2 separate regions of the Homo sapiens genome follow, and region 1 is linked to region 2. Evidence: chromatin contacts called from ENCODE Hi-C data. All regions are on one chromosome and are shown on one strand. Each heading gives the region's core, a stretch centred on a gene start or an enhancer-like site at or near the end of the contact. The rest is flanking DNA. Distances are from core to core; before and after follow the strand shown.

Region 1 (2,700 bases), core at 25-2,524, 230 kb after region 2:
CTAGTTCTTAAGATATACATTTGTTATTCTTTGAGTTCTAAGGAATAAAACTATTCTTTAGAAATTTGCTAACAGGAAGAGGTTCCAAAGTTGATCCCTTTTTTTTTTTTTTTGAAAGGAGGAAAAAAGAGGTAAGACAATTAACCTGGATTTTAAGGGCTATTTCTAGAAAATGTTCAATTATATGTCTGATAAAAAACACAAATGAAATTATTAGCTAATAAAAATGAACCTGCATTTCACTTAGATTAACTAAGGATTGATTACACAACCAAATATTACAGTTAAGATCTGAAGAATCTGGAAACTTAGGTTTTTCACACCAGTTATTTATTTCAGAACTCCAGACACATTGCCAATTTAGAATAACTTGGAACGGTTAGTTTTTTAGGGCAAGATTTTCTCCCTGGGCCGCCTTATTTAATATAAATTCATTTGGTTTGCATTATTTTGCATGAGATACTAGTAGGAAAATTGTATAAGATATGAATAATCTTAAAGTAGTCTTCATTTTAGCATTTTAATTACTATTTTCATTTGTGGAAAAGGGAGAATCACCTCCCAATATTTCCTACATCTCTGATGGCTTTATAAGGAAGACTTGAGTCCTTTCATAAATTTCTAATATAAGGAAAATTGTGATTATATTATTACCAAGACCCCAATGTAATACATTGAATGGTTGATATTTCCAGAATTCATAGGATTTGCATTTACTTGAAAACCTTTTGAGAGTCAATATTTTGCCTTTAAATTTTTGTCTATTGAAATCACAACTTGAATTAAAGCAATTATTGAGTTATACATTGTCATGTGCTTAGTAAAGATATGGAAAGAAGCTTTTACTACTGTCAACTGGCCACATCTTTTTATGTTTAGAATAACATGAGTATGTACACACATATACTCAAACACATATTAGGGAATTAAGTGAATTACTGTAGTACCAAAGCTGCTGTAAAACATTTTGAAATTAGGATTTTTAAAAAAGATTTTCTAATATATCTATTGCCTGCCTTATACTTTGCTAGGAGACCCTGTACATTTCTGCTTTTCTGTGGAAGGATCTTTCCAAGTAAGATTGACCTTTGGCATCTTAAAAGTGAACACTGAGAAAATGTTCTCTTTTCTATGAACTGCATGTCATAAACTTTTCTTGAAAACCTATCAAATTTAGGCATCGATTTCACTTTTGGCCTGTGTTAATTTTTAATTGCCAGTGTTTGCTGGTCTCACTACCTCTCAATTGGACAAGGTCATCTTTTTCTAGGAATTATGGCCCTCTACGACCTGCCCCCACCCTCACTACTCAGCAACTCTTTCTCAGCTACTAAATCCCCATAACCCAAAAGACCAAAGTCTTCCGTTACCCAATCAAGTCAATGTTTTTGTTTCTCTGAGTCTAAAAGGAATGAAGCAGAGTTCTATGGGGCTGCCCCTTTGTTGAAAGCCTCCTTTCTTTTGGAAGCCCAAGTCAAGAGCAGGTGTGAAAAGAATGCTATTCAGCTCACCTTGGTTTCCAAGGCCAGGAAGCTAAAGTGCAAGTCCTAGGGGCGATAACAGCAAGAGATTCAAAGCAGAAACATTACTGTTTTAGGACTCTTTGGAGAAATGGGCAGACAGAGTGGGAAGCAACATGATGTATTACTTTAGCCTGATACAATGCCCTGGAGGATGAGTGTCTTGCCAGGACAGCACAATTTACTAGCTTAGGTCTGATTCCAGGGCTTGGAGGAGATAGATGTAGCCAACAAAATTATACTTTGGCAAGAGAAATGCTTTGCTGGACAGAAAAATATTGTCCTAAGGGAATGGTTTGGTTTATCAACGTCTAAGGTGAAAGATAATCAAATGCCAAGAGGTCATTTTTATGTTTGAATTATTTCAGTGGGGCCTGCTATATAAGTTAGCTACCATTTTCTAGTTATATTGTTTGTATTATTTAGAACATATTACAGAATTTGAGTATGATCTGCCTGTGACATCTGTCATACCAATGACAGAAGCAATATGTGAAGTGGCTAAAAGCACAAGTTTTGGAACCAGACAGTCTGGATTCTACTGTTTCTTTACTGTTAAGCTTTCATTTGGCAAAGGACTCAACCTTCTAAGATTCAGGTCCTCATATGTAAAAAGGATATATAAGAGTACCTCCCAGGACTGGCATGAAGATTAAGTGAGAATGTATGCAAAGTGTTTTGCACAATGGCTGGTATATGGTAAACTATATAAATGTTGACAATTATTATTATGGTGTTGAATTGGTTAACATAGCTAGTTGGGCAGGTATCCTCTTCCTCCATTAATCTTAAAAATGCATCCTTTCCAAAGTTTGGTCGAAGCAGATGGCCTTTCTAGATATTGTTATTCACTAAAGTAAATGAAAGGCTGTTCTCTTGAAAGAATGTCCAAACTTTATGTTGTATAGACTGGTCTGAATAGTTTTAATCTAGAATAGACACTATGAGAATGAATCTTTCAATCAAGTCAAATAAGGCGTATGGGCTTATCTTGACCCCTTGTTACCTTTGATTTGTCCCAAATAATCCACTGGTTAAAATCATTGGCTTTTTGGTATTAATATCAATGCTTCTTATTTCAAAACAATGCTGCAAGGCCTGGGATGAGTGTGGTGAAATACATGGTCAGAAATGGTTTCCCAATCACTTTCACCCAGCATAGTATTTCTCTCATCTCTCT
Region 2 (2,700 bases), core at 174-2,673:
TGTAAGGTTAGTATGTTAAGCATTGTTTAAAAATACTAGTAAGTCATAATTATGCAGAATTTTCACAAAGTTTAATGCACAGAGAAAGCATATCATTTCAGTTACTGATACATCTTAACACTACTTTCTTTTAAAACAGACATTTAACATACACAAGTTATAGTAGCAGTATGGGCTTCTCCTCCCATTGGCAATTAAATGCTTTTATTTTCTTCTGAAAAGATGATGTGGACCAACAGGTATCAGACTTGCCAACAAGGTCGGTAGACTCTTCCCAGCATACATCTGAGCACTGAAGGAAGAAGAAAGTTTAAATTGTTTAAAGGACTATAATTATCACACAAAATTTATTAAGAAAAAAAGAATGGATCTAGTATAACTAATTCTGAGTAAACCAAAATGATAATAATTAATTGTTGCTATTTAATCCCACATTTTTGGCAGGTGTAATTGAGCCATGGTCTTATTTGATTTTGTTATGATTGCATCCAAATTCACTTTAACTCAGAGTTCTGTTTAATGGTGGTAGGATGTAAGAATTGAATTTTGAAAAGACTACTCACTGTCAAAATCTCTCCTTCCTATAGGAAATTTAGCTGAGTTTTCTTCATCCCCAATTTCTCTCTTTTCTTGTGTTGATTCAGTATTCTGAACTCCATTCTCAGCTGGGAAAGCTACAGATCCTTTTAGTGCAAGATAAGGTTTTATAGCCAGATTCAGTGGCAGACCATGATTTAAGAAATTATGTTTGGAGCCTGTGTTCTGTAAAGAGAAGGTTGATTTGGTTTTTAGCTATCGTATTCGGAGTGGAACTATAATACAATTGTATAATATTCTTGTTGATCAATTCAAAGTTACTCTGCACTGTTTTTGACTTTTTAAAAATACCTTAGATGCAAATTTATAGGAGAAAAAACACTTTCAGATAAGAGGTGTTTGCTGGGATGGAAGAACTACCTGGCATGTAAGAAATATCGTCAGTCGTCCTAATGCATATTGTGACTGTTTGCATATACTTCTGTTTATAAAAGTATCAGTTTTACTTTTCAGAGGATTTGTAAGAATCATTTAAATTTTCATTGAAATAAACGACAAGTCACATTGCCACTTACCTTTGAAACTTTATTTTCCTCTTCGTTCATGAAACTGCTCTCATCATTTTTATATTGTTCCAGGGAAGGAGCAATAACTGATTTTTCTGCAGTGTCTTCCTTCTGAAAGCCTTTCCCCAACCTGAATGTATTAAATACCATGTCATCATCTAAATTTCTTATGGACTTGGATGCTGAAAGTAAAATACCTTGAGAAAACAAAGAAAAAGTTAGTATTAATATATAGGAAGAGAGATTCATTTTTGCCATTCTTAGTTTGATGTTTGCATACAGTCAAACAAGAAAGAAAATGAAAAATTTCTCTGTCAGCCTGCTTGGTAAACGATTCTGTATCTTTATATATTTTCTAGCTTGAATAGAAAGCACTTCAAAGAATTATACTTTTCATCATTTTAGAAATGACTCATTAGATTGAGGCTAACCTTTATGCAGCTGCTAATACCTACATTGTTTTGGTTTTAGTGACACATTGTTTATTTTGAGTGTGAATTTTCTCAGAATCTGACTAAGATCCTTGGTAGAATGCTTTCTGTTGAGTAGATTATAGTCTCTTGAAAATGGGTTGTTATTAAGGAAGACCACAGGACATCAGGCTCTCTCTATATTATTGTTTCCTTTTGTGTATTTTCTGATTAAGTAAAGATATTAAAACTCAAGTTATTTCACTCAAGGATGATAAGGATAAAGTTTTATTTCCTTTTAATCCTGATTAAACTGAAATAATCCTCAAAAGAGACTTTCTTTTATAAATACTTGATATAGTTTTTGGTGATTAAAGTACATATGCCTGTCAGTGTGAACAAAAAGCCATTCATGCTATATCAAAAATTGACCTGTCAGGTGTATTTTATCTCTGCATTTACAAAAGGATAATATGTACAAATATTTATTAATGAATTTAGAAATTAATGAATTAGTCCATGAAAAGAATATTTATGTGCCCATAAACATTACTTTTGGATGATGAGTTTATGTTGTATGACTTTTAATTAAACATTTCAGAGTTAATTTCTAATTTTGACCCCAATGAATAAGATAATACATTCTTTTATATGTCTTCTGGTACATATATGTAAGAATTTTTCTAGAGTATATTTCTCAGTATGGAATTACTGGATCATGGAGTATGTATATGTTCAGCTTTACTAATGCCAAAATGTTTTCCAACATAGTTGTAAGCGATTTGTGCCCTCGATAAGCAGGGTATGAGAATTTCCATTGTTCCATGTCCTAGCTGACTCTTGTGTCTCATTGTCCTTTTAATTTGTATTTTCCTAATTACCAAAGAGGTTAAGTGTCTTCCCATATGTTTCTGAGCCATTTATGTTTCCTCTTATGTTAAATGCTTTTTTTTTTTTTCTTTTTTGGCTTTGTCCATTTTTCTATTGGGTTGTCTTTTTCTAATTTATTTATGGGAGTTCTTTATATATTCTGGATATTAATTGTTAGTTATATATGTTTCAATTATTTTCGCTCAGTTTGTGACATATTTTCAACCCCTCTGGTGTCTTTTGGTGAACCAAACTGATTAATTTTAATGTTTAAATATTTTTCTTTTTTCTTTATGGCAACTACTTTTAATGTGTTG

What was found. Hi-C counts contacts between places; a loop is a spot of excess contacts on that map. Pooled maps may share reads with other maps.
Region 1: a pooled map shows a loop between it and region 2 (3-fold over the local background). The contact joins the enhancer-like site here to the promoter of PMCH in region 2. A Hi-C loop is called at or near these places in 6 of 50 pooled maps.

What each region holds. Positions count from the first base shown.
Region 1 is chr12:102,424,142-102,426,841 of GRCh38, forward strand. All of the region lies in intron 2 of IGF1 (insulin like growth factor 1), which reads right to left. All of the region lies in intron 10 of LINC02456 (long intergenic non-protein coding RNA 2456), which reads left to right. Among named protein-coding and RNA genes, the nearest start is that of IGF1, 55 kb to the right of the region's middle. Within about 2 kb of position 1,275, at least 2 of the 41 ENCODE cell types and tissues checked have a DNase peak (open chromatin) inside an H3K27ac peak, as active enhancers do.
Region 2 is chr12:102,196,410-102,199,109 of GRCh38, forward strand. PMCH (pro-melanin concentrating hormone) reads right to left here and starts at 1,424. Exons shown (of 3, transcript NM_002674.4): 1 at 1,113-1,424; 2 at 564-762; 3 at 50-292. The coding sequence starts at 1,361. The coding sequence ends at 243. PARPBP (PARP1 binding protein) reads left to right here. Exons shown (of 11, transcript NM_017915.5): 11 at 1-1,111.